Linked DNA regions of Homo sapiens: region 2 is linked to region 1. Evidence: chromatin loops called from intact Hi-C (ENCODE). Cell type or tissue: PC-9. All regions are shown on one strand. Links, peaks and the distances in the headings refer to the core of each region. The heading gives the core; the rest is flanking DNA. Region 1 has its middle 180 kb from the start of JARID2-DT. Region 2 overlaps JARID2 (jumonji and AT-rich interaction domain containing 2).

The links. A loop is a pair of places that touch in the nucleus more often than their neighbours do. Peaks named below come from ENCODE experiments on the same cell type or tissue, not always from the same donor. Only the 100,000 strongest peaks of a DNase experiment are listed, where the experiment ranks them.
Region 2: a loop joins it to region 1, with 6 times the contacts of the local background. A loop is called at or near these places in 4 of 110 quality-filtered maps.

Annotation. Positions count from the first base shown.
Region 1 is chr6:15,055,596-15,072,061 of GRCh38, forward strand. No RefSeq gene overlaps it. Among named protein-coding and RNA genes, the nearest start is that of JARID2-DT, 180 kb to the right of the region's middle. RefSeq lists an enhancer at 10,653-11,852. In PC-9, for the core only: no CTCF peak of the experiment used is centred there; a DNase peak (open chromatin) is centred at 7,016.
Region 2 is chr6:15,446,786-15,463,251 of GRCh38, forward strand. It overlaps JARID2 (jumonji and AT-rich interaction domain containing 2), which reads left to right. Exons shown (of 18, transcript NM_004973.4): 4 at 5,221-5,390. Among named protein-coding and RNA genes, the nearest start is that of DTNBP1-AS1, 91 kb to the right of the region's middle. RefSeq lists enhancers at 983-1,483, 14,188-14,845. In PC-9, for the core only: no CTCF peak of the experiment used is centred there; DNase peaks (open chromatin) are centred at 9,226 and 9,916; H3K4me3 peaks cover 753 bases; H3K27ac peaks cover 1,827 bases.

The sequences.
Region 1 (16,466 bases), core at 2,849-10,848:
TTATTTATTTATTTGTATTTTACTTATTTATTTTTTTGAGATGGAGTCCCATTCTGTCACCCAGGCTGGAGTGCAGTGGCACGATCTCGGCTCACTACAACCTCTACCTCCCGGGTTCAAGCAATTCTCCTGCCTCAGCCTCCCGAGTAGCTAGGATTATAGGTGCCCGCCACCACACCCAGCTAATTTTTTTTTTTTTTATTTTTAGTAGAGACGGGGGTTTCACCATCTTGGCCAGGCTGGTCTCGAACTCCTGACCTCATGATCCACCCGCCTCGGCCTCCCAAAGTGCTGGGATTACAGGCGTGGGTCACCGCCCCTGGCCTATTTATTTATTTATTTATTTATTTATTTATTTATTTATTTTTAGTGATAGCCAAGATTTTCTTTTTTTTTTTTTTCTTTTTTTATCTTCATCTAATATAAGGCTATTGTGCCTACATTGAAAACTTGCTGTTGGCTGGGCGAGGTGGCTCACGCCTGTAATCCCAGCACTCTGGGAGGCCGAGGCAGGCAGATCACCTGAGGTCAAGAGTTCAAGACCAGCCTGACCAGGCCGGGCGAGGTGGCTCATGCCTGTAATCCCAGCACTTTGGGAGGCAGAGGCGGGCAGATCACCTGAGGTCCGGAGTTCGAGACCAGCCTGACCAACATGGAGAAACCCCGTCTCTACTAAAAATACAAAATTAGCCGGGCGTGCTTGTGCACGCCTATAATCCCAGCTACTCGGGAGGCTGAGGCAGGAGAATCACTTGAACCCCGGAGGCAGAGGTTGTGGTGAACCGAGACCATGCCATTGCATTCCGGCCTGGGCAACAATGATGAGAAAAAAAAAAAAAAAAAGACCAGCCTGACCAACATGATGAAACCCTGTCTCTACTAAAAACACAAAATTATCCGGGCATGGTGGCACATGCCTGTAATCCCAGCTACTCAGGAGGCTAAGACAGGAGAGTTGCTTGAACCCAGCAGGCGGAGGTTGCAGTGACCCAAGACTGCACTATTGCACGCCAGCCTGGGCAACAAGAACGAAACTCTGTCTCAAATAAAAAAAAAAAGATAAAAAAAACCCCTGCTGTTTAGTGTAGCCACCTTCATCAGTTATCTTAGATTTTCTGGATAACTTGCTGCAGCTTCCCCATCGGCACTTGCTATTAAATTTCACTTTGCACTTTTCTGTTATGGAGACAGCTTCTTTAAATTTTGTGAACCAAATTCTGCTAATTTCAAACTTTGCTTCTGCAGCTTCCTCACCTCTCTCAGTCTTTATAAAATTGAAAAGAGTTAAAACATTTCATTGGATTAGGCTTTGAATCTAGGGAGTATTGTGGCTACGTTGATCTTCTGCCTAGATCACTAAAACCTTCTCCGTATCAGCAATAAGGCTGCTTCACTTTCCCATTACTTGTGTGTTTACTGGAGTCGCACTTTTAATTTATTTCAAGAACTTTTCCTTCATATTCACAAGTTTGCTAACTATTTGGCACAAGAGGCCTAGCTTTGGGCCTACCTCAGCTTTTGACATGGCTTTCTCACTAAGCTTAATCATTTCTAGCTTTTGATTAAAGTGAGACATATGACTCTTCCTTTTACTTGAACATTTAAGGCCATTGTAGGGTTATTAATTGGCCTAATTTCAAATGATTGCATCTCAGAGAACAGGAAGGCCCAAAGAGAGGGAGAGAGATGGGAGAATAGCCAGTTGGTGAAGCAGTCAGCACACACATATTTATCAATTAAGTCTGCTATCTTATATGGGCGTAGTTCATGGTGTCCCAAAACAACTACAAGAGTGACATCAAAGATCACCAATTTGGGAATGATAGTAAGAGAAGTAAACCAAACAAATAGGCTTGGCACAGTGGTTCATACCTGTTATCCCAGCATTTTGGGAGGCCAAGGTGGGAGGATTGCTTGAGCTCAGAAATTTGAGACCAACCTGGGCAACATGGTGAGACCACCATCTCTACAAAAAATACAAAAATTAGCTGGACATGGTGGCACACACCTGTAGTCTCAGCCAGATGGGAGGCTGAGGCAGGAGGATTGCTTGACCTGGGAGGTCAAGACTGCAGTGCGTCAAGATCATGCCACTGCCCTCCAGCCTGGGCACAGAGTGAGACCCAGTCTCAAAAACAAGCAAATAGGCTGGGTGCGGGGGCTCACACCTGTAATCCCAGTACTTTGGGAGGCTGAGGCGGGTGGATCACCTAAGGTCAGGAGTTTGAGACCAGCCTGACCAACATGATGAGACCCTATCTCTACTAAAAAACATACAAAATTAGCCAGGCGTGATGGTGCATGCCTGTAATCCCAGCTACTCAGGAGGCTGAGGCAGGAGAATCGCTTGAACCGGAGAGGCGGAGGTTGCAGTGGGCCGAGATCGTGCCATTGCACTCCAGCTTGGGCTGCAGAGTGAGACTCCATCAAAACAAACAAACAAACAACAACAACAAAAAACAAGCAAACAAACTAAAAGATGATCACTTAACCATAGATCATCGTAACAGACATAATAATAATGAAACAGTTTGAAATATTCCAAGAATTACCAAAATGTGACACAGAGACAGGAAGTAAGCACATGCTGTTGGAAAAACAGCACAGATAGACTTGCTTGAAGCACGGTTGCCAGGAACCTTCAATTTGTTTAAAAAAAAAAAAAAGAGAGAGAGAGAGAGAGAGGTATCTGCAAAGAAGCAATGCACTAAGGTGAAGCGCAATAAAAGGAAGTATGCCCGTATTGAAAAAAGCCTGAGGACTCCTATTACCATATTCAGGGAGGCTGAGCCCTCTGGGTATCCCGGGTGGAAAACACTCTACTGGATGACTGATAAGCTCTAAAATTCAATTATTCTGATAACTTCACAGATGCCTGCAAATCAGTACAAATATATGACCTAAAGGAAATAGGCTTTACACATAGAAAGAAGTTAAAAAGAAAAATAGCTGCTTTAAGTTGGGTGCAGCTTAAGGGTTAAATACCGCTTTCAAATATATTGCCCTTGTGGTGATGATAGCATCTGCAGGCCAGTAAACTCTTGCCTCCACCTAATAATTGACTAATAACATGTATCGAGTGTCTTCTGTATGCATATAAATACTTTTCATCTATTGTCTCAATTTCCACCGGCCCCTGCTAGAGTCTTACATGTTGGTATCTTAGTCTGTTCAGGCTGCTATGACAAAAATACTATAGACTGGGTGGTTCAAATAACATTCTTTTTTTTTTTTCTCTCTCTCTCTCGCAGTTCTGAAGGCTGGAAGTACAAGATAAGGTGCCACTAGATTCAGTATCTGGTGAGGGCTTGTTTTTGGTTCACAGATTACCATCTTCTTGCTAAAACCTCAAATGTCAGAAGGAGCAAGGGGTTCTCCAGGGTCTTTCCTTTTTTAAAAAAAATTTAGATTCAGGGGATACGTGTGCACATTTACTACATGGGTATATTGCAATAATGTGTTCTGGTAGGTGCTGAGCTTCTAGAGTACCCATTACACAGATAATGAGCATGGTACCCACTAGGTAGTTTTTCAATCCTTGTCCCCACCCCACGGAGGGTCTCCTTTATATGGACACTGTCTTAGTCTGTTCTGCTGCTATCACAAAAGACCTTAGACTGGGTAATTTAGAAACAAAAGAAATGTATTACTCTCAATTCTGAAGGCTGGGAGGTCCAAGATCAAGGTACCAGCAGATTCGATGTCTGGCGAGGACCTTCTTACAGGTTCATAGATTGTGTCTCCTGCTGTGTCTTCATATGGCAGAAGGAATGAAGAAGCTCCCTTGGGTTTCTTTTATAAGGGCACTAATCTCACTCATGAGGGCTCCACCCTTATGACCAAGTCATATCCCTCTTATTACTGCATTGGAGATTAGGTTTCAACCTATGAATCTGGGTGAGGGGGGCCACAAATATTCAAACCATAGCAGGTATTAATCTTACTCATAAGAGCTCTGTCTTACAGCCTAATCAGCTACCAAAGCTCCACCTCCTAATATCATTACATTAGGGGTTATGATTTCAACATACGAATATTGGTGGGGACAAAAACAGTCATTCTATAGCAGGTAGCTACTAATATTATATCACCCCATCCTTCAGATGAAAAAATCCAAGTTCAGAGAATAGAGCTGAAACTACATCCAGACTGTCTGACTCCCGTCCTGAGCCCCTAACCTTTATGCTACACTGCTTCTTGATATCTCCATGGGCCATTAAATGACACCGCTTGAAATAAAAGCAATGGCCGAGTACTGTGGCTCACACCTGTAATCCCAGCACTTTGGGGGGCCAAGGCAGGAGAATCACCTGAGGTCAGGAGTTCAAGGCCAGCCTGGCCAAAATGGTGAAATCCCGTTTCTACTAAAAATACAAAAATTAGCCCAGTGTCATGGTGGGCGCCTGTAGTCTCAGCTACTTGGGAGGCTGAGGCAGGGAGAATTGCTTGAACCTGGGAGGCTGAGGTTGCAATGAGCCAAGATCATGCCACTGCACTCCAGCCTAGGTGACACAGTGATACTCTGTCTCAAAAAAATAAATAAATAAATAAAATAAAATAAGACCAATGGCATTTGTATTAATTTCCTAGAGTTAGCCAGGCGCAGTGGCTCACGCCTGTAATCCCTGCACTTTGGGAGGCCGAGGCAGGTGGATCACCTGAGGTCAGGAGTTCGAGACCAGCCTGGCCAACATGATGAAACCCCGTCTCTACTACAAATACAAAAAATTAGCTGGGAGTTGTGGCACACACCTGTAATCCTAGCTACTCGGGAGGCTGAGGCAGGAAAATCGGTTGAACTCGGGAGGCGGAGGTTGCAGTGAGCCAAGACTGCACCATTGCACTTCAGCCTGGGCAACAAGAGCAAAAAAACTCTGTCTCAAAAAAAAAAAAAATTCCTAGGATTATCACAGAAATTACCTCGAATTTAAATCTATTCCCACAGTTCAGGAGGCCAGGAAGTCCAAAATCAAGGTGACAGGAAGGTTGGTTCCTTCTGGAGGCTTTGATAGAGAATCCATTCCATGCCTGTCTCCTAACTTCTGGTAGGTATTGGCAGTCAGTGTTTTGACTTGTAGCTGCCTCACTCCAATCCCTGCCTTTGTGTTCACATTGTATTCTTATTTATGTGTCCTTTTGTCTTCTGTCTCTCTCTTTTTTTTTTCTTTCTTTCTTTCTTTCTTTTTTTTTTTTTTTTTTTTTTGAGGTGGAATCTCACTCTGTCACCCAGGCAGGAGTGCAGTGGCACGATCCCAGCTCACTGCAACCTCTGCCTCCCAGGTTCAAGCAATTCTCCTGCCTCAGCCTCCCAAGTAGCTGGGATTACAGGTGCCCACCACCATGCCCAGCTAACTTTTGTATTTTTAGTAGAGACAGGGTTTCGCCATGTTGGCAAGACTGGTCTCAAACTCCTGACCTCAAGAGATCTGCCCACCTCAGCCTCCCAGAATGCTGGGATTACAGGCATGAGCCACCACACCCAGCCATCCATGGTTCTTTATTGGAAGCTGATGATAACTCTTATGTCCTAAAATTTAACCCACATGAGATTTACCATTCCCATTACATAGATATGATCCATTTTAAAACACAAACAAAAAATAGGGAACTGAGAAAATATTAAGAGATGATAGAAGACATATCAGCGGCATTTATTCAGCTAACAATTACTTAGCACTCTTGGGGGCCAAGAATTGTGCCACATGCCAGTCAAAAAACAAGAGACTTAGAGCCTGCCCTGGAGGAAGTCACAGTGAAATGAGAGAAGTGCCCTCAGGTGCCTGCAAAGGCATAGAGAAAGGAGCAGTGAGTGCTCCCCAGGGAGGCCAAGGAGACCTTCCACAAAGCAGGTGACATTTGAGCTGAGTCCTGAAAGATGAATGGGAGCACACCCGGGAGGGAGCCCGGGAAGGGCATTTCAGGCAAAGGACAAAGCAGAACAGAGCTTCCAATGCTGGGCCAGGTTGCTAAATTCAGCAAACAGTGAGCAGTTTCCTTTTTTTTTTTTTTTTTTTTTCTTTTGAGACAGAGTCTCACTCTGTCGCCCAGGCTGGAGTGCAGTGGGCCAATCTTGGCTCACTGCAACCTCCACATCCCGGTTCAAGCAATTCTCGTGCCTCAGCCTCCTGAGTAGCTGGGATTACAGGCATGTGCCACCATGCCTGGCTAATTTTTGTATTTTTAGTAGAGATGGGGTTTCGCCATGTTGGCCAGGCTGGTCTCAAACTCCTGACCTTAGGTGATCTGCCCACATCGGCCTTCCAAATTCGTGGGATTACAGGTGTGAGGCACTGTGCCTGGCTGCCTTTTTTTTTTTTTTTTTTTTTTTGAGACAGGGTGTTATTCTGTTTCCCAGGCTGAGTGAAGTAGTGGCTCACTGTAGCCTCAACTTCCCAGGCTCAAGCGATCCTCCCACCTCGGCCTCCTGAGTAGCTGGGACCACAGGCATGCACCATCATGTCCTGTTATTTTTTGTAGAGATGGGGTCTCACTATGTTGCCCAGTCTGGTCTGAAACTGCTGGACTCAAGATCCTCCCACCTCAGCCTTCCAAATTATTGGGATTACAGACATGAGCCACCATGCCCAGCTTAGGACTCATTTTTATTCCATCAGTCTCTGCCCAAAAACTTTCAGTGATTTTTTGTTGTTTAAGACATGTAACCCAAACCCTTCATTTTATAATCCTGGCAGCCTGTCACCCAGCTCAAATCATGACTTCCCGGCACAAAGCTTGTGCTGCAGTCCATCTGTCTCCCTGATCCGTCCCTTATAGAAAGTGAACACCTGCTCTTGCCACAGCTGTCACATGGAGGGACTCCGCCCAGGCCCCTCAGTCTACAAAATTCCAACCGTTCTTGAGAACTTGCTCATTTGCCACACTTCCCTAAGCTGAACATCTAAAGGTAATTCTTCAGGGTCAAAAACTGGGCCTTCCCATATTAAGAGGCATCCCAAGAATGATGACATCACATGTCCTTCTAAGGAATCGAACACTAGCGATTGTGAACTCCAGCAAGAAGATGTTTTGTCTTTGAGATGAGTAATGAGGAGAAAATGGCGTGACGATGGCATTACACGGATAAGGGTCTATTATTCCTTATCCACAATGCTGAAATTCAAGAAGCTCCCCAAACCACAACTTACTACATAACTCATTGCATGTCAAGGCCTGACCTGGCCTGAACTGACATGAGCCTATTTATAGACATTGTCTCATTCCATGTGCATATCTATCCTTTGGCTTCAGAAATAGTAAGATGCTTGATTGCACAATACTGCAGGAGAGTCCACCAGCAGTGGTAGGTAACACCCTGAGTCCTGAAAGCCATGTGGCTCCAAGGATTTCAGATATGGAACTATGGGCCTGTGGTGACTATGATCCTGGTTTTAATGCTCATGTTCATGTTCATGTTCCCCAGCGCTGCATTTATTCTTAGCTTGAGCTTATTTGTGGGATCAGCCTGATTATGGTCGCTGAAAAATCTTTGTCAGAGGCAGTTGGGATAACCAGCCGTGGGCAAATGAAACAAGAAAAGTCAACCAGAGACCAGAGGCTAGCATGTGGCCTAATTCCTCCCCTGGTCTCAATCTTATCACCATGGCCCATCAGAGGTGCTACCTCCTGGCCCTGCCTCACACACCTCCACCCCCAGACATCTTGGGTCTACAGATACTTTAAGAGCCCTGGAAGCACAATTGAAGCTTGCCGGGTGTGGTGGCTCATGCTTGTAATCCCAGCACTTTGGAAGGCAGAGGTGGGCCAATCATTTGAGCTTAGGAGTTTGAGACCAGCCTGGACAACATGGCGAAACTCCATCACCATGAAAAATACAAAAATTAGCTAGGTACAGTGGCATGAGCCTGTAGTCCCAGCTACTTGGAAGGCTGAGGTTGGAGGATCCATTGAGCCTCAGAGGCAGAGGTTGCAGTGAGTCGAGATGGTGCCATTGCACTCCAGCCTGGGTGGCATGAGTGAAACCCTGTCTCAACACACACACACACGCGCATGCACGCACTTCCCTTTTTTAGAGACAGGATCTCATTCACTCAGTCACCCAGACTGGAATGCAGTGCTGCAATAATAGCTCACTGCAGCCTTGAACTCCTGGGCTCAAGTGACCTCAGCTTCCCAAAGTGCTGGGATTACAGGCATAAGCCACCCCACCCAGCCTACATGTGGGGTTTTGGAAGGCAGATCTGGGCCTGTCCACCAACTCTTCTACCAATAAGATGCACGCCTGGGAACAATCTAACTCATTCTCACTTGCCTCATCATTTAAATGGTTATAATTATAATAATTGCTTCTGACATTACTTTTCAGGGTCAAATAATAGAATCAATATGGTAGTTCCATGTAAGTAGTAAGATGATATACAAATGTCATAGTATTTTTATTATTTTTTATGAGCCCATATAGAGAAGAGATATTATTTTTTAAGGTCAGAATATCACTTATACTGGAATACTTATTTGTTAGGATAATACTTCTCAAATATACTTTCTTTTTTTCTTTCTTTTTTTGGAGAAAGAGTCAGAGTCACCCACCCAGGCTGGAATGCAGTGGCGCAATCCAGGCTCACTGCAACCTTCAGCTCCTGGGTTCAAGTGATTCTCCTGCTTCAGCCTCCTGAGTAGCTGGGATTACAGGCAAGCGCTACCACACCAGGCTAATTATTTTGTATTTTTAGTGGAGACAGAGTCTCACCATGTTGCCCAGGCTGGTCTTGAACTCCTGCACTCAAGCAACCCACCCACCTCTGCCTCCCAAAGTCCTGGGATTACAGGCATGAGCCACTGAGTCCAGCCCTTACTTATTTTTTTTATATTTAAAATAAAAATTTTTTCAATATAGAGACAGGGTCTCCCTATGTTGCCCAGGCTGGTCTCAAACTCCTGGGCTCAAGCAATCCTCCCACCTCAGCCTCCCAAATTGCTTGGATTCCAGGCATGAGCCACCACACGCAGCTGCAAATTTATTATCACGTTATTGTTTCAAAAGATACTCCGCTATTAAAATTGAGCAGTCAGAGTCTTTTTTCACTTTTCAGGAAAAAATAAAATCAATGACAGAATTTTCTAAGATTTGGCTGGGCGCGGTGGCTCACGCCTGTAATCCCAGCACTTTGGGAGGCCGAGGCAGGCGGATCACGAGGTCAGGAGATCGAGACCATCCAGGCTAACACAGTGAAACCCCGTCTCTACTAAAAATACAAAAAATTAGCCGGGTGTGGTGGTGGGCGCCTGTTGTCCCAGCTACTTGGGAGGCTGAGGCAGGAGAATGGCGTGAACCCCGGAGGCGGAGCTTGCTTGCAGTGAGCCAAGATTGCGCCACTGCACTCCAGCCTGGGCAAAAGAGTGAGACTCCGCCTCAAAAAAAAAAAAAAAAGAATTTTCTAAGATTTACCAGCATTTACCAGATTTACCAGAATTTTCTAGATTTACCGTCAGTTAGGTTTTTCTATTGGGGTTGGATTCCACTTGTCTTTTAAGAAACATATAAGTCGGATGAGATTTGATAAAATTATTAAGTACTTGGCCAGGTGTGAGCCCATTCACTATCAACTGTCACGAGAACAGCATGAGGGTGACCTCCCCCATGATCCAATCACCTCCCACCAGGTCCCTTCCTCGACACGTGGGTTTTACAATTCAAGATGAGATTTGGGTGAGGACACAAAGCCAAACCATATCACAAGCATTTGCAATAAAATTCCAACTAAAACAGAGACACTGAAATCTACAGGTAAAGGTCTTTCTTCTGTGAGTGCCAAGAAAGTAGGGTTCTGCAATTCTTGGGTGGATTTAGGAAATGCTTCATGGAAAAAAAATGACACCAAGGCCAAGTCTTAGAAAATGTGAGCAAGACAATTCACCTATTTCCCCATTTCAGGAGTTCACTATGGCAGGGTGACGCTAGGGCTTGGATGGACCCAATGAGATGTTCTTGAACACCAGATTTAGCTTTAAAATTCAAGGTTTCCTGAGTAGAAATCCCATTAGGGTAGAGCCCAGCAGTCTGAGTTATAGCCGGACTGTAACAGAGAGTGGATGGAGAAAGATTAATTAAGGCAGTTGGGTTTGAAAGGACAAATGAATCTGACATAGCAACATGACAAATGTGTGTGAGCCCAACACTAATTAGCAATAAAAAAAAATACTTATCTTCTAAATACACAAAGCACATATTTTCAGTGACAACTCATTCTACTCCTAATCCCCACATAAACATGTAGGTCAAAGAATGCCTGGGTCAAATTGGTGCTTTCATCCCCTGCATCCACATGGGCGTCACCAACCAGCCCTCGAGTGAGGGGAAGATAGTCCATCTGGGCCCATTTGGAGAAAATGCTCATTTGCCAAAAGGCAGATTTACTCTAAGGACCACCCCTCCACTCATAAAGCTCTCTGCAAATGTGCAAAGAATTTAAAGGCAAGCTAGTATTTATATACTTACTCCTCTGCATTTTTGCCCTTTCAATTTTAAGGTAGAATGGCTTGTTTCATCCCTCTTTTGGAGACCAAAGAGTTTATACTTAATCTGGACTGAACTAAACAGGCCTTCTTCTGGGAAAAGGGCTGAGGGAGTCCCCAGCTCTGGGTCTATTCAATCAGTTAATGAATTAATTATTCAGGGATTCTTCTCTGTCACTGTGAGGTTGTGTGTGTTGGTTCTTCCTCAGGAAGGACCTCCCTTACCACCTTAACACAGTCAATAACCCCTCGCCCACATTCTCTGCTCCTAATCCTGTTTTATTTTTCTTCATAGCATTTATCATTTCCTAACTTTATAGTGTAAATATATTTTTTTGATTCCTATCTTCTCCTCTATTATGAAAGCTCCCGTTGATGGAGACTTTGAGAGTTTTATTTAATTCTGTCAACCCAGTGCATAGAATAATGCTTGGCACGTGATAGGCACTCAATAAATACTTGCAAAATGAGTGAGTGAATGAACGAACGAATGAATGAAGTCGAATAAATGAGGCTGAGACTGCTTAAAGATCATCCCAGGCCAATCCCCTCACTGTTGAGAACTAAGTGCAATGGTGGTCTCCTAAAGGAGGTTCTTCTGGGAGGATCCACCCCTCATTGTGTGGGGAGGTACTAGCCCACGGCTAGAGTGTCAGATAAACATAAGAAAAATTAAATAGAGGGTGAAGCTCTCAGCGGCTTGGAAGAGTGTCCTATAAATAGGGAGGAGGAAGAAGGCCTTGGAGGGTAGGGATGACTCAGCCAGCTTTGTCAGGACATGATTTTCAACTTTCCACCCACGGACACTTTGGGTTGGTTAGAGAATTATTGCTAAATCCTGACAACGTGTGCCTACAGTGTGATTTCTGTTCTCTTTCTCTCCGTTCCCCTCTCACTGACCCTTTTCTCTCAACCGCCATGCGCAATGTTTCTGGGAAGTCTGTGAGGAATCCGCCATCAAGAACCTGTAAGCTGCTGCAGTTAAACTTTGAATGCGGTCCGTTCCCAGCGTCATTTCCCCTTCCCTTTCCTGCAGGCCCTGGTCTCTGTTGGTCATTGAGGGTCAACGCCAGGACTGAGGTATATGATACAGAGGAAGCCGATCAGCCTATTCCTTTCCCCTAGCCAGAGACTGGATTAGGTCAACAAGCAGACATTGCTGGGGACTTCAGGAAGGAAGTTTCCTAGTCTTTGAGTGACTCCTTTGTCAACACATATCAACAGGGAGCATGTAGTCCAGGAGTTACCGGCAGCCATCTTGTGACCCTGAGATGAGCGGGGATGGAGCAGAGCCACCAAAGGCAGAGAGGAGAGAATGAGAGAAACAGGATCTTCGGAGACATCCCTGAGCTACAAGAAGCCTGCCCTAGCTCTGGGTTTTCCAGTAGATGCAAGCCAATATATTCCACCCATCCATTCATTCATTCATTCATTCATTTCTTTCTTTAGAGAGGGAGTCTCACTCTCCTGCCCAGGCTGGAGTGCAGTGGCGCGATCTCGGCTCACTGCAAGTTCTTCTCCTCGGTTCAAGCGATTCTCCTGCCTCAGCCTCCTGAGTAGCTGGGATTACAGGCTCCCGCCACCATGCCCAGCTAATTTTTTTGTATTTTTTTGTATTTTTTTTTTTTTTGAGACAGAGTCTCGCTCTGTCGCCCAGGCTGGAGTGCAGTGGAGCGATCTCGGCTCACTGCAAGCTCCACCTCCCGGGTTCACACCATTCTCCTGCCTCAGCCTCCCGAGTAGCTGGGACTATAGGTGCCCGACACCGTGCCCAGATAATTTTTTTGTATTTTTAGTAGAGACGGGGTTTCACCGTGTTAGCCAGGATGGTCTTGATCTCCTGACCTCGTGATCCGCCCGTCTCGGCCCCCCAAAGTGCTGGGATTACAGGCATGAGCCACCGTGCCCGGCCCCATTTTTCTGTATTTTTAATAGAGATGGGGATTCACTGTGTTAGCCAGGATGGTCTCGATCTCCTGACCTCATGATCCACCAGCCTTGGCCTCCCAAAGTGCTGGGATTATAGGCATGAGCCACTGCGCCCAGCTCATTCATTTCTTTATTTAGCAACAGATTCTTGCTCAGTCGCCCAGGCTGGAATGCAGCGATGTCGGCTCACTGCAGCCTCCACCTCCTGGGTTCAAGCAGTTCTCCCACCTCAGCTGCCCCAGTAGCTGGGACTACAGGCATACACCACCACGCCTGGCTAATTTTTGTATTTTTAGTAGAGATGGGGTTTCACCATGTTGGCCAGGTTGGTCTTGAACTCCTGGCCTCAGGTGATGCGCCTGCTTTGGCCTCCCAAAGTGTTGGAATTACAGGCTTGAGCCACCGTGCCTGTTTATGTTCCATTTATTGTGTAAATCAATTTGAGCTGTTGTTAAAACTGAAAGCTGCCTAACTGATACACTGGTTCTGATTCTTTTTCCCAACTTAAGGTGAATTAAAGGAGTTTGTCTCTTTTTTGTTAAGTTTAATATATTTCATTTCAAATGTCACTATATATATTTGAGGCCACATTGGAAATATGGACTCTAATAGTACAATACCCCCTTGTTGAGCCAACTTTAAATTACATTAACTTTTGCAATTCACCAATAAATCATAGCAGAGGATCATGAGACTACAGATCTGCCACTTTCACTTTTAACCATGTAAAATTAGGAAATTTTATTAATAAAAGGTATTTGTGAAAAATCATACATGCATAAAGAGTCTTATTATGATATAACAGTGAATACATAATTCTAGCAATCACCAGAATATAACAAAAATTGCATAGTGAAAATAAAATTCACCGTAACACTACCAAAAAAAGGTTATGGGCTCAGTTAGATTCCTGGAGCATTGGAGACAGTCAGAATTTACTTAGGGTTGGTCTCACTCCTGAAAACCTCAGGAAATGCTGGAGACGGTGCCTGGGGTTCATTTTTACTGTGCCGAGTTGTGTCCCTACCCTGATGAGCTGTAAGTTCCATTATTGAGATCTGTCTCATAAAATGACACTTGGTTTTTTTTTTTTGGTTTTGTTTGTTTGTTTGTTTGTTTGTTTTTTCTTTTTTCTTTTTTCTTTTTTTTTTTTTTTGAGATAGTCTCACTCTGTCGCCCAGGCTGGAGTGCAGTAGCACGATCTCAGCTCACTGCAACCTGCAACTTCTGCCTCCTGGGTTCAAGCGATTCTCCTGCTTTGGCTTCCCAAGTAGCTGGGATTGCAGGCGTGCACCATCATGCCCAACTAATTTTTGTAGTTTTAGAAGAGATGAGGTTTTACCATGTTGGCCAGGCTGGTCTTGAACTCTTGGCCTCAAGCAATCTGCCCACCTTGGTCTCTCAAAGAGTGCTGGGATTACAGGTGTGGCCCACCACACCCGGCCTTGGCTTTGGTTTTGGTTTTGACCATGCCACAGCGGTAGTGGCTGTGGGGTGGAGAGGATGCCTGATTTTTAATTCTTATGAAGGTGCTTTCTTGTGTGGATAGTTCTGCAATCTGGTATTCCTGCAAGGGCAGTGGGGGTGATTGCTGGAGGGATCTATTTGGCTATCTTGCTCCACCTCCCTTAGAGGAGTTTGTCTTAATAAATAAACCCAGGAGAAGATAAACATTGTTTGATTTTCCCAGATTTTATTGTGGATAAACTATTTTAATTTAATTATGGAATGAAATCTTGTATACTTGCATATTAGGGAATCAGAAAGAGATCTGGAGCTTTGAAACTAAAACGCTTCACTCGTAAACTGACAATCAGATATCTTAGACCAAAATCTTCTTCAATATTAATTGGTACTTACAAAATATCCTTTGAAAAAGGCTATATAGAGAAGCTGAATGTGTCTAGCGATTAAGACAGCATTTATTTATACTCTTATACTAGTTTACATATACTCTTATACTGGTTGAAATGTTTCTAATTGATTAGACACGTGGAATATTTGAGAGAGAACAGACATCAGGCAATGAGGTACAGCAGTTAAGAACAAGGTTAACTTGCCCAAGTTCTATCTTAACTTCATTTTCGTAGGTCTTGTTGGTGCTGATATGATTTGGGTCTGTGTCGCCACTCAAATCTTTTGTCAAATTGTAATCCTCGATGTTGGAGGAGAGGCCTGGTGGGAGGTGACTGGATCATGGGGGCATGGATTTCCCCCTTGCTGCTCTCGCCATAGTGAGTGAGTTCTCATGAGATCTGGTTGTTTAAAAGTGTGTAGCACCTCCCGCCTCTCTCTTCCTCCTGTTCTGGCCAGTGAAGATGTGCCTGCTTCCCTTTCCCTTTCTGCCATGATTGTGAATGTAAATTTCCTTGAAGCCTCCCCAGCCATGCTTTCTGTACAGCCTGTGGCACCATGAGCCAATTAAACCTCTTTTCTTTATACATTACCCAGTCTCAGGTATTTCTTTATAGCAGTGTGAGAAAGGACTAATACAGTGGCCTACCCAACATTCATCTCCCTCCTTCCTCTCTCCTAGTGAAGCCCTGATTTCGTTCTCCTCCATGCCACTAGAGAAAGCTATTTCTCTAGTGCCAGGAATGAGTCTTGATTTATCTAAACCAATCAAAGCAGGCTTATCCTCCTCTTCAGCTATTGAAATGTGAGACATATCAGTCCAGGAAGACACATACAGGGGGATTTTCCCAAGAGTTTCTAGGACAGTTCCTCTAAGAGAATTTCCAGAAGTAATTCCCTCTCTTAGGCTTACCATGGAAAAGAAAGCAAAGAACTTTGACTACTGTTGACAGCCACTCCTCAACCATGAGGAGAGCTAGGCTTAGGATGCAGTCCACACTGCCTATGGCAGAGCAGAAAGATGGAAAGAGCCTGAAGTCCTTCTTATAGACCAACTATCCACCAACTTTAAAGCCTATTCTGCCTTTGGATTTCCTGTGAGCTATGTGAGCCAATAAACGTCCTTCTCATTTAAGCCAGTTTGAGTTGGGTTTTCCATTACTTGCAGCCAAAAACAACCTCACTGTTAGGCTCTTTAAATCCTATCTCTTAGGTATGTTGGGAGGAATAAATTTGATATGAAGTGCTTAGCATAATGCCTGCATCATATAAGTGCTTAATCAATGCTTAATCAATGGGCACTATGATTATCTAACCACTCATGTTATAGATTATTTGCCCAAGTTAACATAGACTTCCTCTGAATGGTCTGTGGATTAGTCTAAATGCATCAAACCAGAGAGAAGGCCAGGGCAAAAGTCAGGTCATTGAGTCAGGAAGGCTGATGACACAAGGACCAAGATCCGAGAGGCAGAAAAATGTCAAAGCCGGAACAAAAGGCTAGTTAGACAGGGCTGGAAGCAGACACCTTGAAGGTGGAGCAGGGATGGGCCAGGGTGGATCTCCCAGTCACCGGGCTCCCACATGGCAATTTCACCCCATCCTGATAGGCCCAGGCTGGAGTCCTAAATGAAAGACCGTGTGACACAGCATGTTAGTAGCAGAATCTAGTTAAGCACTGAGATCTTACTCAGTCCAGCACCCTTTCCACTACACCAAATTTAATTCCATTGCATGGGCGTTTGTTTTTATTACATTCAGAGGACTCCTAAGTTACCTGAAATCACAGAATGTAAGAGGCAAAGTACTCACTCCCCACTTCAAAGTAAGTTTAGTGGCTATCCTTGGGTAGAGGGAGACGAGCTGTGACTTTACTATCTACTTTGTGTGTATTAGGGTTGAAGTCTTTACAAAGCATGATGTTTCTTTTTATATATGAAGGAAACTGGACCTTTTATTTAATAAGCCTTCAGTTGTCCCTGCTCCTGCCCCTTCTAATCAGGACAAGTGGTTGATTGATGAAGAGCTACTCCTTTTTTCATACACACACACACACACTCATACACACACACATGCACACACGCAAATACAGATTTTCTGTCCAAAGCCCAGGCAGCATTTCTAGATGTGGCCCTTTGGGAGTAACATGCTTTCCCAGTCCTTCCACCTCCATATACTTTTCCTCACCCTCCTGGACAGCCAGAGCACTC
Region 2 (16,466 bases), core at 4,409-12,408, 390 kb after region 1:
CAGGTTTTAGTGAGGGAGTGCACACCAGAAGGCTGTGCTCACAAGGCTTTGCCTAACCTGCCACGTGGAGGTGGCGTGGCATGACAGAGACAGCTCTCACATAGGGACCCATAGGTTCGTCTGCTGCTCCTATTTGTTTTGCCATCCAAGCTATGTGACCCAGGGTGGGTCTCACCCTTCTCCTAGTTACTCATGTGTACAGTGAAGGGGATCTTATTAAGATCCTTGAACATAACAAAGTGACCAGCCTTTCTTATTTCCCCAAACAGCAGCTCGTATCCGTCTTCTTCTGAACTTATTTGAACTTTGTAGTCTTTTAATTCACATACACGCCCCAGTGATGATCTGATCTGAAACATCTATTCCCTCACCCCCACTGCGCCAACCCTATGTTGTACCATATTGTAAATAAAATGTTATCCTCTGAATATATCAACATACTTCTTCCTCTGCTGGTTTACATTTACTTGATTTGATCTTTTCACCTTGGCTTGCTGGAGGGCTTGATTTAATTGGTTTCATTGACATAAAGGGTACATGTGGAGTTCCTGGAATGAAGGTGTCTTCTGTAAGGGATCTCCTTGAAGAATTAATAAAAAAAACACATGAAAGTAAATTACACCATGATTGCTACTTCCGTGGTGCGTGTGAAGGACACACACCTTCTCTGGGGCTGTGTTACCCAGGGCAGGAAGGCCCATCCTGACTACATGCAAGGCCCAAGGCTTGGGAGGGCACGTATTTTATTTTTCTCTCAAACATTTATGTTTTTACCTCTTCAACCCCAGGAACCCCGTGCTCTCTCCACCCCAACCCCACAGTGATTCTGAACCTCTTTTATCCCAGTTCTTTTCATTTTTGCTGTAATAATGGAATGGCAGGTAGTATTCTGTTGAAAATGCCAGTCAGCTGATGGCAGGGAGTGAGGAAATAAATGGTGTGGTGGGCGGGTATGCCGCCTCCCCTGGAGGGCTGAGGCCCCACAGGCTGGGTGCAGCCTCACCTTTCTCCTCGTGCTTGCCAGGTGACCTCCTCCTTTACCCCAGGCTTCTGCTGCTCCTGCCATTAGCATCTCTAGGTGCAAATATTGTGAGTTTTCAGCACATCCAAATCACTTTCTTCCATTTTCCTATATCCAGCATTCTAGAAGGAAACTCCTGTCCCTGAAGCCTGTCTGTACTGTTTAGAGGGCTTACTCAGGATTTGGCTGTGCCATTCAAGCTCTTTGGTTGTATGGGGCTCTTAATCCCCACGGGACTCTGCAGGTTGAAAAGCCACACTGCAGACCTACCCTTTTTAGACAATACAGGTTCTTCTGGCCTCTTTATAAAAGATATTGGTTTGTCTTGTTCTTTAGTTCCTGGTTTCATCTGGGTCTCACAAATGTTTAATCACTTGGGAGCTTGGCTTCTTCCTCTAAGGGGTAATTTATTTTACTGCCACTTTTTAATGTGTTATTGCCTTATTTTTCATAGCCTCACTGGGAAAGTCATTAGGCACCAAGCACCTTTTATTTGAGCATTGGTAGGAGCAGTTTATCTTTGAGGTCCTGAAATTGTAAAATATCTCACAGTGTCTCGCTCCGTTGTCTGTGCTTCGTCTGTGTTTACTTGTTTGTTTCTCATTGTCGCTGCACAATCTTCTCATCGTGTATAGGGTTTGTTTTCCCTGACTTCTAAAAAAGCTGTAAACCCTTAACATCCTGTTAACATGCAGGCAATATTTCTATAAAATTCCTGCAATACTCAGAGTGCGATTTGCGTCCATTCAAATGAAGATGTATATATTATGTAATTGCCAATTAAAAATACTTTTCAGTAGAATTAAAAACCAGCAATTTTTCTAAATATGGCACAACATTTCCTTTGTTTTAAAACAGTCTGGGAGGTTGGTGGGAAGGAAAGCCTCATGGGAAAAGCAGGGCAGTTGTGTTGGGTCAGTCTACCTGGCAGCTGGTTGGAATGTGGACCAAGGGTTCTGTAGCCTTCCCTCCTCTGACACTGTGTGCTCGAGACCTGGCCATCACCAGGTGCCTGTGAATTGATACAGAAATTGAGAGCCAGCCTTGAGAAACCTCTGCAGTTTGATGGAATGATTTTGTGTCTGTTGAGTCCCAATAAATTAGGCTTGTGTTTTGTCTTTTTAAATTGCTTTTTGCCCCCTTGTTCTATTTTTTTATGTAATTAAAAAAAAAAAGACATTTGTAACAGATGGAAAATTTAAAAGGGGAAAAACAACCAAGCAGAAAACTGCTCCTCATCTGTGATAGATGAAGCTCTGTGATTGTCGGAATATCCCCGTCACCCTAACTGCCCCCCACTTCATTGTCCCATGTGAAGATCCTGCCTCTGGGCTTCTGGTCTGTCATGACTTATATAGAGGCAGGCAGTTGGTTGCAAAAAAGCTCTCTTTGTTCCCCATGACATAGAGATAGTGGCATTGCCTGATCCCACCCTCCCCCTTATTTTTTAAAAAATAACACTAGGGAATTTCTGTTAAACTTGATTCACTTCCTGCTGTTGCCTTGTTAATGTGACTGTTTCATATCAGTTATTCCTGGGTTCTAAAGTGCTTTTTGGGACAGGCATCATGGCTCATGCATGTAATCCCAACACTTTGGGAGGCCAAGGCAGGAGATAGGCTTGAGGCCAGGAGTTCAAGACCAGCCTGGGCAACATGGGGAGACCCTGTCTTTATCAAAAAAAAAAACCCAGCAACAGCAACAAGCCAAAAACAGCTGGGTGTGGTGGCACATACCAGTAGTCCCAGCATTTAGCAAGGCTGAGGTGGGAAGATCTCCTGAGCCCAGGAATTTGAGGCTGTAGTGAGCTATGATAGCGTCACTGCACTCCAGCCTGGGTGCAGTGAGACCCAGTTTCAGTAAAAAGGTTAAAAATAAAAAAAAAAAGTGCTCTGAATGACCTACATTGTTTGTAGATTTTTTTTAAGGACTATAGATTACCCACTAAGTAGTTGGAGTCACACTTTGTCCGTTTTGGTGGATTGTCAGTTTGTATCAGGAATATTATTAGACGGTGGTGTTTTCGATGGTCATAGGGGAGACAAGAGTAGACACTGCTTAGGACATACAAGGGAATTTAAGGTTAAAATGAGATTGGAAATTCCTCATAACATTGTAGTACTTTATATTTCGGGAGTGTGGAGGATTTATGAGGTTAAATTTAAAGGTATTAGTTTTGATGAAGTAGGCAATCATTGTGTATTTTCTTGTAGGAATTTGTTAAATAGTATAATTTTTTTTTAAATGTTACAGCATTTTGAGCATCAACAGTTTAAGATAAATGCTTACTATTTTATATAATCCACTCCCAACCATGTCTTTAAGGGAATACATCTGCTCTCTTTTACTTACTTAGTTTTTTTTATTCGTTATTATTTTTGAGACGGAGTTTCGCTCTTGTTGCCCAGGCTGGAGTGCAGTGGCGTGATCTTGGCTCACTGCAATCTTCACCTCCCGGGTTCCAGCGATTCTCCTGCCTCAGCCTCCTGAGTAGCTGGGATTACAGGCACGTGTCACCACACCAGGCTAATTTTTGTATTTTTAGTAGAGACGGGGTTTCACCACCTTGGCCAGGCTGGTCTGGAACTCCTGACCTCAGATGATCCACCCACATCGGCCTCCCAAAGTGCTAGGATTACAGGGATGAACCACTGCGCCCGGCACTTATTTAGTTTTATTAGTTAATTGTCTTGAGTGGCATTGCATTATCCATCCTACGTAGTGTTTGGGATTCTGATGAGGTCTATTTCAATCCCTGTACTGTGTGGCTGTTTCTTGGTTCTTTTTGTTGTTGTTTTCCTGCCCTCAAAGAATGTTTTTCAAATACCTCTCTGAGCAGGTCTAGGTGAACAGTTTAAAGTAGGGCCCAGTTTCTCATCCTTGCAAGTGCTCACTATTGCGTGAGTGGAGACCTTTACGATTAGAGGAGGAGGGACTATTAGGCAATTGACGATACATATCAAGTTGATTGTATGTAAAGCAAAAATATGTTCGTGTATTTATTGGTGGAGAGAAAGGGAAATTTCTTATTGGCTACTGTGTTAAAAAAGAACAAACTGGGCTGGGTGTGGTGGCTCACGCCTGTAATCCCAACACTTTGGAAGGTCAAGACTGGGGAGGCTAAGGCGGGTGGATCACCTGAGGTCAGGAGTTCAAGACTAGCCTGGCCAACATAGTGAAACCTCACCTCTACAAAAAATACCAAAATTAGCTGGGCGTGGTGGTGCACGCCTGTAATCCCAGCTACTCAGGAGGCTGAGGTAGGAGAATCGCTTGAACCTGGGAGGTGGAGGTTGCAGTGAGCTGAGGTGGCAACACAGCAAGACTCCATCTCAAACAAACAAACAAAGAAACAAACAAAACACTGTTCCAAGATCTATTAGGATTTGTTTTGATAGAAAGGAATTTCTACGTAAGATATTCAGGTGAAAGGAATTGAAATGTACTCTGTAGTTAACAAATGGTAAGTTAGGGAGTTAGCATAGGATTGTAATGGGAAAGAAGCCTGAAGAGTAGATTAGGGCTATTTTCTGTTTTAATGTCTACCAAATAGTTGCAATTTGACCTTGTTGGCAGAGGGTAACCCAGAATTTGGGATTGGAGGGGGCGTAGATAGACTAGAGACATACCTTTTTTTCTGTAGTACAAACTTGAATTGTTGTAGTGAACTTTTCGTGGCCGAATTTAGAAGTGGCGACAGGGACACTGATGGCTAAATAGGCAAAGGTGACCTGGATGTAATGACACAGAAGAGATGTGGGTATGGATTTGTGACCCCGTTAGATGGACGTATAGGATGTATATAAATACAGCAGGATAATGTAGTGTTTTCTTCTTTACTGTCAGTGGAAATAAATGAACACCATTAAGCTGATGATGTCAGATACCGTGTGTAGTTTTTAAATACTCAGGCAAACATAGTGTGTACATAGGCATGTATTTCTACACACATGTATACACATGTCCATGACACACATTTTATATCCATGTACAAAACATAGTCCTTTAACCAAATTTATTGCGCTTGAAAGTAGGCCTGTGGTTTATGAGAGTGTGAGAGATATAGAACCTTAATTAGGAAGAGTTTGCTTGAAATAGGATCTTTTTTCCCCTTATGTGTCATGATTTTATTGCCGCACGTAGGCCTATATCCTCCAGTCTCTGCTTAATTTATTTTTAATTTTCTTTTGCTTTTGCAGGCCCAGGCTGCAAGCACAAAGGAAGTTTGCTCAGTCTCAGCCGAATAGTCCCAGCACAACTCCAGTAAAGATAGTGGAGCCATTGCTACCCCCTCCAGCTACTCAGATATCAGACCTCTCTAAAAGGAAGCCTAAGACAGAAGATTTTCTTACCTTTCTCTGCCTTCGAGGTAAGACTTTGCAACCATCGGCGGAGGTCTACGTGGAATCTACATGTAAGCCTGAGGTCTACGTGGAGTAACCTTAGCTTTACTCTCTGCCATGTTCATTTTTCTGTCCCCAACCTGGGTTGAGGGGGAATTGAAAGTGAGAAATCCCACCGAGAGAGTGTGTGCTGGGTGTGGCTTTTGAACCATCAGTTAAGTTTTATTTCCTTTTTAATATGACTCTTAACACCCTACTTCCTGGCTTCTCAATGCACAATTATGCAGTTTCTAACTTTGACTTCTAATTTGATTTCTCTGCACCATACCACCACCTTGACACACACACATTGCTGACTTGTTTTGTAAGGCAGTTTTTTTTTGATGCAGGACTTTGGGGCTGTGAAGGCCCCTTTCTTTGTGCTTCCTAAGGCCTGTCAATAAGCCATGGTGATGAGGGACTTACGGTTCTCTCAGCCCTATATTACGTTAAGGAAAACAGTACTGGTACTTTCAGAGTCTAATTGACAGTGCAAATACTGGTCCATGTTTCAACTCGGACCAGTTAACGGAGGCCAGGTGGATTTGGGATCTGCTGAATAGAGTTATTTGTGAAAGTGTTTGTTGCAGTTTCCTTATTACTAAGTTTTCTAATAGCTGTGAGGAAAGAACACAGAAGATTGAGAGAATAAGGAGTCATTTCTGGAGGAATGATAGAAAATTTAGGAAGTCCTGAATGCAGAGAGTTCCTTGGGTGAGGTTATTTGAGAGAAAATGAGCAGAAGGAGAGGGCCTTTGCTATTGGACATCTGTGGGAAAACCTTGAGGTTCATAGTCACTTTTATTTGATAAATATTTTGATAATTTATTATTACAGACAGATTTTAAGTTAACCTTAAAAAGTTTCCACCCATCATCCCTCACTCAATACATTAGTGTGTCTTTCCTTCAAATAAGTACATTTTCCTATAACTGTCAAAGTTAAGAAGTTCACAGTGATACGTGGCCCCCATGCAGTCCTCAAACCTCTGTTTCACATTTGTTCTGAAGGTGCTTTGTAATGTCCAAGTTTAGAGCAAAAGGACCCAGTTCAGAATTAGGCGATGCCATTAATTGTCTGTAGTCTGCTTAATCTGGAAGAGTTCCTCATTGTTTGTCTTTGACCTCAACACTTGAAAATTACAGGTCAATTATTTTTTAGAATGTCCCTTAATTTGGGTGCCTGGTGTTTCCTCATGATTACATTCTGGTTTGTGTTCTTGGCAGGAATGCCACAAGGGAAGTGATTCCTCCTCCTTGTTGTTGGGTCCTCTGTGGGGATACACAGTTCAGTCCTTCCCTTTCCACACTCGTGTTCATGCTGATCATTCGACTGTGGTGGGCCTGTTAGGAGTAAAGTTGCCCGTCTCAGCCTTTGCAGTGTATAAGTGTTAAGAGAGGATATTCTTTGAAACTAGTACATACTTCTCATCATCTTTATCATAATTGTATGCGTATGGGCTTCCTATTTTATTCAAAGGGTTATAATCTGTTACTCCTATTATGTATTCTGATGTTCAGATTGTCCCAGATCACCGCCTCATCCGTGGATCCTCATCAGGCTGGCTTTTTATTCCATTTGACATGTCCCTGTCATCCTTCCAGCCTTGCTTCTGGCACAACAAAATGTTCCAGGCTCATGGTGTACTTTCCCGCCCTCAGTCCTGGAATTGGCCATGTCTTCAAGGAGCACTGCTTTCTTATAGGGATAAGTGCTGTTGAGGAGCCAAGATCTGGGCACTAGGGATGCTGGGAACTATGGGAATGTCATTTCTCCCAGGTGCTCTTAGTAGACTGAGGTTGCATGTTTATAAGGGTCTATCCGAAGTTCTGTGTATATTAAAATCCGTGAGTTAGCAGCCATACCTCCAATTTCAATTTAACACTAAGGGAGGTTCATGTGCATTCATCCCTGAGGAACTTGGCTCCTGTAATCCTTAATATACTTACTTGCTCTGTCTTTTCAGTGTAATCCACCTCCCATCTCTGCTTCTCTGCTGCCCCCACGATGGGAAACTCAGCCCTGACACCCCATATGGTTGCTCCTCACCCCCTCTCCTTGCCCAATTGCCCTGCCTTACTAATTGGCTTTGGGACTGAATTGTTGGGGGGGAAATTTTGACATTATAGGATAGTTCTTGGTGATTCTTAACACATAAGAAAGGAGAGTTATTAATGTATTTGTTAGAAATTTTGTAGCCCTTGTCGGTTGTTGAGCCTTGAAAACAGGGAGATACGAGGTAGGTGGGGTTCCCACCAGTTTATCTCCATTAGCTTTTTTGTTTGTTTTTGGAGACAGGGTCTTGTCTCATATCAAAATAAGAAGTTGTCCACTTCTGGAGTGCAGTGGCACAGTCATGGCTCTAAGCAGCCTCGACCTCCTGGGCTCAAGCCATCCTTCTGCCTCAACCTCTCCAATAGCTAGACCTACAGGCGCAGGCAACCACACCCAGCAATTTTTTTTTTTTTTTTTGGTAGAGAAGGAGTCTTGCTGTGTTCCCCAGGCTGGTCTTGAAGTCCTGGGCTCATGCAATTCTCATGCCATCTTGGCCTCCCAAAGTGCTGGGATGACAGGCATGAGCCAACATGCCTTAGTTTTTACATAGATTTTGGCTGAAAGATTCTCCTGATCTTGCATGTTGAGTATGAAGATGGAAAGGAAGCTGTGAGAACTAAATATGACAGAATCTTGTGCTGGATTGGCTGTATATAGAGAGAAGAACATGGCCACTAGACTGTGAGGCTGGTAGAGTGTGGTGTGATGATCAGGAATGGAGAACGAGTGGGATGTGTACTCAGAAGGATGTATTTGCCCTAAAGGAATCTTTGAAGGATCAGCAGCAATGTGATTCAGGTATATCTAGCCGCGCTTGGTTGTGCCGTCTATAGTCCATCTCTGTGGAGGCTGACACGGTGGAATCCTTGACACCTGGAGTTTGAGGCTGCAGTGAGACATGATTGTGCCTCAGCACTGCTGCCTTGGCAATTAAGTGGCACTTTGTCTCAAAAAAAAAAAAAAAACAATGGTGATATGGGACTCTTAATTTGTGACTTTGGTCTTGCGTGGCTTAAAATTTTTTTTTTTAAATGACAAATAATAATTGTACATATTTATGGGTCACATGATGATTTTGTGATACATGTAAGTGATCAGATGAGGGTAATCAGCATATCTCATCTCAAACATTTATAATTTCTTAGTGTTGGGAACATTCAACATCCTCCTTCTGGGTGTTGCTAACTGTAGGCATCCTACAGTGGGATATAACACTAGAACTTATTCCTCCTATCTAACCATAATTTGGTATCCTTTTCTAAATATGCATGGCTTTTAAACGTAATTGGAGCCAGGTGTGTTTTTTGAGACAGAGTCTCACTCTGTCGCCCAGGCTGGAGTGCAACAGCGCGATCTTGGCTCACTGCAACCTCTGCATCCTGAGTTCAAGTGATTCTCCTGCCTCAGCCTCCCGAGTAGCTGGGATTACAGGCGCCCACCACTACGCCTGGCTAATTTTTGTATTTTTAGTAGAGACGGGGTTTCACCATGTTAGGCTGATCTCGAACTCCTGACCTCAGGTGATCTGCCTGCCTCGGCCTCCCAAAGTGCTGGGATTACAGGCATGAGTCACCATGCCCGGCGAAGCCAGGTTCTTTAAAGAGTAACTATGACTTAACTAGTTTGGCTACTTTTGGGAAAGGAATTTTGATGTCTAAAATTGCTGTCGGCATTTTGCTTAGTAAATAATGAAATAATAGTTTCTGCCTCCACCAGTCCACCAATCCCGTTTCATTAGGATGTCTGAAGATTGCTCTGTTGATTATGGAATTTAGTTATGCAGGTCTTTACTATGGCGCAATTGTGACTGTTGTGTTTAGTTCTCAAAGGTAGAGAAGGAGAGAAACCCATCAGGGAATGTCTCAGTGATTCTGTGTAGAGAGGAATATGTGTGTTTGTGCTACATGTACTTGTGCGTGCACTATCTTATAACATTATATTTTCTGAGGTTCTGGGAAACCTGGAGAGTCTTTTAGTTGCGGAGGCATGCTTATTTATTGTTCAAATAAATGCCATCTAGAGAAAACATTACCAAGTAAGTACCTGGCTTTGAAGTTTCAGGATTCCAGACAGAAGAGAATCATCTTTTCATAGATAAAATTTACTTCTTTTAGATGTCAAATACAAAAAAGGCTTAAATAATTAAAGCCTAGGAGATGTTTAAAACAAATTTAAAAAAATGCTCTGAACCTTTGGAAATGAATTTCATATATGAGCTAGGCAATAAAAATAGGCTTTGTTATTTGTTTTTCTGTTCGTATACAATATTGTACTGTTTTGCTATTTCTTTTATACTTTTTTTAGATCTGAGGTATTAAAAATGAGTCATCCTAGCTTTAAAATACCATTTTTTTTTCCCGGGAGGATAAGTGTGTTTACCTGATCTGACTCTACAAACCCCAAATGACAGATGATGCTTATTATAGCTTCATGACCCTGAAAATCTGATGGATTTGGTGGCCTTAGATAGCATCTTTTCTATCTAGGATATCTAGATAGCATCAAGATAGGTAGTTTCTTGAGCTAATTAAAACCTGTATTTCAGTGTGTACAAAGGTTACATAGTGATCCCTGTTGTTGTGGTACTTTAATAATTTTATTTCCATTTTAATTTAAGAAAAACAGGATGTTAAGCTTTTTTTTTTTTTTTTTTTTACAATCATAAAAGTAGTTCCTGTTCATCTTGGGAATATTGGCAGAAGAAAGGTAAAGAAGTAGGCAAAAGAATGCATTCAAAATAGCATCTCCACCATCTCCCAGAGACGACCGCTGTTAATTACCTTGTTTGTGACTATTTTACTGAGCATTCTGTGTGCATGTATAATACATATTTTTCCTGAAATGATATTGCATTATACTTTCGTTTTTGCAGTCTGATTTTCCTACTTAACACTGTCACAAAAATGCCTGTCATTTCATTTTAATAGCTTATGTTCCATTTGGTGAATGTCTCATAATTTATCTAATTCCTGATGCACATTTAGAGAGATTTCCACCTTTTTGATATCCACTGCTAATGACGCATATCCTTAGTTAAATCTTCACCTTGTTGAAGCCCTTTCAGGCAAAGTTGACAGTTGGGAATGCGATTAACCTTCTTACACCTGCATCCTAATTCTGTTCTTTTTTCGTGCTGATTCCAAAGCAAACATAGCTTGTCACATCCCCAAGCCTCTAGTGTTCACCATAAAGAGCTCAGTCAGCCCATCACCCTTGGGTGACAGCGAGCACTGTGAGGGGTAAAGAAGGCAGTCTTTAATATGCTCATTATTTATAGGGAAGAAAGTCTGGCTGCAGAAATAATGAAGGAAGCAAATCAAACACCTGGAAGTGATGTTTGTTGCTAAGGATCCAGGTCTTTTTTTTTTTTTTTTTTCCCTTCTCCAGTCCTCAATTATTACCTTTAATATTCTCGGCACTTCTTTGGGATTTGGAAGAGAATAAATCGTGAGGCCAAGGGAAAGACAGCGAGTGGAGTTCTTTAAACCTTGTTTGTTATCTGTTAATGACAGTGAGAAATCTTTGAGATGGGGAGGAAAAACCCTATACTATTAATACTGGGATTAGTATAGATATGTAAACACCCAGCTAGTCATTCTGAGGTTAAAAGCTTTAGAAATCTAAAACAAATTTGTTTTAAGACACTACCAGCTAAGTCTGCAAGGCTCTTTCATTTCCTATTTAATATTGTGACCTAAAATTTCTACAGGAAAGGAGGATGGGATGAATAGTGCAGCCGGCCCGAGGTATTTGCCCGCAGTGTATTTATCTTTAAATAGCTGCTTTGAAGGGGTCCACATGTCTCTTGCCAGAGGCATAATTAGTATCTTTCACTGGCACACGCGGGGAAGAGGGTTTTGCGCTTGCTGCATGCAGTGATTCGTACCATCGCCGTATTCCCTGTCACCACTCTGGTTATTCTTAATGAGTTCTGTCGTCTCCTCTTTGTTCTGACTATGATTATTAACAGATTAAAAAGAGCTTAATGTAGCAGAGCACTGGCAGGTTAAATGATTCTCTTATTTACATTTTCCTCTTTACGGGGCACTGCAAACAAGGGGATTCCCAAAGGGGACTCCTGAAGCATGCAAACCTACATACACAGTTCATTCCTATGACCGTGGGCATCACAGTTCAGCGTCACGGCTCGGCACAGTGAAGAGAGTGTTATTATGGGGAGTTCCTCGTAAATATCCTTACTGTCAGCCGTTGTGAAGCAATGCTGTCTTGTTTTGGAACTGCCTGCCTTTTGTTTCTTCTGTCTTACAGAATCTTTAGTGATCAGCTGTCATTCAGTTGCTAATTAATTCAGCAAACCTTTATTAAACTCTTTTTGTATGCTAGACACCTAGAAAACAGATTAGACACAGGAAAGCAGTATTGGTGGTGGGTGAAATTGAGGATATAACAATAAATGCGTGAAAATGCTGGGATAGAAGTGTGTACCCATTAAAGCAGGAAGGGAGAGGCCCTGGGATGGCTGCAAAGGAATGCTGACATTTGCTGCGGGTCTCCGCGTTACAGTGCATTAGGAATCTTTGCAGAAAGAGGATAGTGCTGGGAAGGGGTTCTGCAGAAGCAACTGCCAAGGCATGGATTGATGTTGGAGGTCCTGGAGTTAAAGCAAGAAAGTTAGGATAAGCCTCAGATTCTGCATGCCCTGGGCTAGTTACTGGAGTATCCCTTGGCGTTCTTCAAGTCAGGGGTGACATCATAATACACCTATGAGGTTAGGAAGATGTTACTGGCAGCTCTGCAGAAAATCGATTGAGGCTGCAGGGAGTTCTTTCTAGGGGCATTGGCAGAAGGCTGGCATGTCTTGGGCAGATGATTTAAATATTTCTCAGCCTGAGCTTCCTCATCTGCGAAATGGATATTCTAGAGTCTATAGCACATAGTTGTTGCAGAGCTAATGGGTATGAAATAGCCCAGAATTGATACCTGAGGCGATCATCCACATATAGGCATCCTTTGATAACTCAGAGGACTGATTTATGGACCTCCTTTTGATACCAAAATTCATGGATACTCAAGTCCATTATGTAACATGGCACATGGTATTTGCATGTATGCACATCCTCCTGTATACTTTAAATCATCTCTTGATTACTTATAATACCTAATACAATGTAAATGCTGTGTAAATTTGTTAGATAATATTGTTTAGAGAATAATTACAAGGAAAAAAAGAGTCTGTATGTGTTCAGTAGAGATGCAACCGTCCCTTTTTTTACCTGAATGTTTTTGATCGACAGTTGGTTGATTCCATGGGTGCAGAAGTGTCTGATACAGAGGTCCAACTGTACATTTATTTACCATTTTTTCCAGTGAATTGAGGCAGAGGTAGTGGAGAGGAAGATTATTAGATTTTGGATTTAGGTGGAACTGTCTAAAAGACCAGCTGAATCGGCCACAGGTAATAGAAGAGACAGCCAACCTGTGGTGTTTTTTCTAAAGAGCGTTGCTGGCCTCATTGGCAAGGAACACATATTTTGATGTGGTCCTAGCCTTGAGTATTGAGGACTAGGATTTCTAAGTAGGGCAAATGCAAAAGCCTGGGGTGATTTAGAGGTCACAGAATGAAAGGGGATTAACCTGCCAGAAAGCAATTAAGTAATCCCCCAATTGCAAGGAACACTATGGTGCTAATAATGAGCTTCCTTGAGCAAAATGGGAATACTTTACATTATGTAAACTCTTTGGGGAGGAAATCACACTGTCTCCAGTGGTACACAACTTTTTTTGAGGGTCTCTGGGAGTTGTTGCATCTTAGTTTTTGAGAGCAGCAGTAGTGAAAGTGTATGTTTGAGAACGGTGTCATCACTGCCTAGGGGCTTTCAGTGGCCTTAACGTTCTGCATATGCTTGGTTTTCTCCTAGAGTCAGTTACCTGTTTCATTTGTTGGGATAGTTTATCAGTTAATAATGAAGAAATCTGAAACCCTGAAATTTTTGAGGTCTGAGGAGGGGAAGGATGGATCACTTTTATTGGCCCTGTGACGTTGATCAGATGTTATTAATAAGACTGTAGGTCATTTTGCTGTGAGGATTCTCCCTGCTACAGGCCAGCTGGCCTCTGACCATGTTGTGCCCTCCCTGAAGATAAGGCAGGCTTCCTTTTTGCTGCCAGTGAGTACTGGCACAGATTCAGTAGTACTTCTCAGAGTCATCTCTGGCCTTCTCCTTACTTTCTAGAGAGTCCTTGAGTCTTTCTGAAATCCACTTAGAGAACATGGAAATAAGACTTTAAGTATGGCAGTGCTGTTTTGTTGGCCAAGCACCTTGCTGACTGAAGGGGTTTCATTTATAGCACTAAAGTCCCTGGTGTCTGTGTCCCGCAGGGAAGTTGAGTATTCAGCTTCTCCATTGGGAACTGAGGAAGGCCTCACATGATTCGCACAAAGACTGTTGTCTGTAGTGGCTGTTAGAATGCTCATTTTGTTGTTGTTGTTGTTGTTGTTGTTGTTTTGTTTTTTGAGACGAAGTCTCCCACCCTGTGTCACCCAGGCTGGAGTGCAGTGGCGTGATCTCGGCTCACTGCAACCTCCGCCTCCCATGTTCAAGGTATTCTCCTGTCTCAGCATCCTGAGTAGTTGGGAATACAGACGTGCCCCACCACACCCAGCTAATTTTTGTATTTTTAGTAGAGACGGGGTTTCACCATGTTGACCAGACTGGTCTTGAACTCCTGACCTCAGGGTATCTGCCCACCTTGGCCTCCCAAAGTGCTGGGATTACAGGCGTGAGCCACTGCACCCAGCCAGAATGTTCACTTTCTTACTGGTTTCTTCTTCTCCACTTGAGATAATACCGTGATGGCTTGAGCACCATCATGGCTGCTGCTATGTGGTATGATTTCTATATTCAGTGAGATGAAGCGAACCATAGATAGACCTTGTGGCATTTGACTGGGTGTGTATTTGAATGTGTTTTAAATTGCCAGTGCAGACAACAATATAGGAAGGGTTGTAAGGGGAACGTTACAGTTTTCAATGACAAAGATGCTAGATTAGCGTGGGAATAGGAGATTGGGAGGGAAGGTGGTATGATAACCATTGTATTCTCCTTGTGAAGTCCCACATGTTAATTGCACTTGCAGATAGAATACTACCCTAATGTCGGGAATTTCCTATTTGTGGGATTAGATAGGCACACCTGGGTGCTTGTTTGCACTAGTTCTTGAGAGCTGTAATCCAGGAGGAGGAGGGAGGGTTGCTGAAGGAAAGACTGGCCATGCATCTAGGAGGTCATTGCGTCATCCCTCCTTGTTCCTTAACAAAGACCAAAGGTTCAGCTTATTCTAACCATTGAGTTCATTTTGCATTTTCATCCCCTGTCTCCCAGATTCTGGTCACCAACCAATCTAGTTACTTTCCTATTTGGGAAAGAAGATATGCTGTCACCTATGGAAAGAATGACAGTATGATTTTATACCTATGAGCATAATAATATCACCTTACTGTGAGTCACTCAGCTTGCTTTTGCCTATGTTTGGAGCCATAAAAATGTTTCGACTGAAGACATTATGCTCTGTATACAGTTGAGTAACCTCGAGTCTCATGGCAAGTAAGCATCTCCCAGAGCCATGGCCTCATCCTGGAGTCTTGGATCCCATGTAGAGTCCCTTCAGTGATGGTATCTTTTTTTTTTTTTGGAAATACCTATTTAAAAAGAAGTACATTCCCAAGATGAGCATGATTGGATAGGCACCTCCGTATTCAGTAAGGAATAGGGATTCCCTTTGTGTTTTGCTCATGCTATTGAGGGCTGCTTCCCTATCTCTGCTACACAAATCCCTCTTCATACCAGAAAGGACATTAAGTGAACGTTTTACATTCATTTTAATTTTAACCATTACCTTTCCTTTAGGGCAATTGATAGTAATTTTGTCTTGATACAATGGAGATAAATTATTTAAGACATGAATGCAAGTCACCTTACAGATAATAATAGCACATGGAGCATCTGGATCTGGCAAATACTTTTAGGATGGTAGGCAAATGAATGCGAATTGGGAAATTCTGTTTTAATTTCTTCCCTAATAAGTTGTAAAGTCAGACCAGGAATGGGCAGAGATTGGCACTGGACATGTTATATTTGTCCCAAAGTCTTTTAGGGAAGTTTGTGTTTACATGTTGTGCATGCATGAACATGTGAGATGAATGTAGACAGCTGCCCTGTTTGAGTCTCTGGTGCTTTGAACAGTGCTGATACATACATACGTAGATTGATGCACTAGGGTATTTGGGTGCAACTGCTTTCTTCTGTGACTTCTTTCATCTTCTATCCGTTGCCCAAGTCCCTGCCAGCTCACTTTGAAGTTTTGTTTCTTAATTTGATAGTCGGGGTTGATTACTTTTCATTCTGTTTATGTATCCCGAAGATGAAACACAAACTCAGTGGGCCAGCCCCATGGTAATTGGGTCAAGCAATAGAATTTGACTCTGCAGCTAAATGACAGTGCACAGGGAATCCCTCTAGGGTCTTTCCAAAATACAGCCAAGCGATGTTTCGCTGCTTAAGATCAAGAACTGATCGAGGGAGGGAAGATAATGGGCAGGAGGGCTTGTCTGTGTACATGATTCATAGAGAAGAATCCAATTTTATAGAAACCACAGCCTAAATTAGAGAAAGCAAGCTTTTGGATTAAAATGATCTCTGTTGTTGTTGTAACATACCACAGTTTGATTTTTGTCCAGATGAAAACATTTGGTTTGCACTTCAGTAAATATTGTGGAGACATTGCCAGCTAATTCTGAAAAGTAATGAAATACGGCTTTGGCAAAGAGCAGATGCATTCCGTACTCTGATTGCTCTTATCTGATCCAAGTTCAGATTTTTTTTACATTTGCTAATGCACTTGAATAATCGGGAGAGAAAATCTGCCTGTAATTTTAATAGGAAACTGTCTATATTGACTATACTTTTATAATGACCACCCATAAAGTCTTCCCCTGCTCCCCCTGAAAAAAATCCCACACAATTCCCAAACCTCTAAAACATACAGCT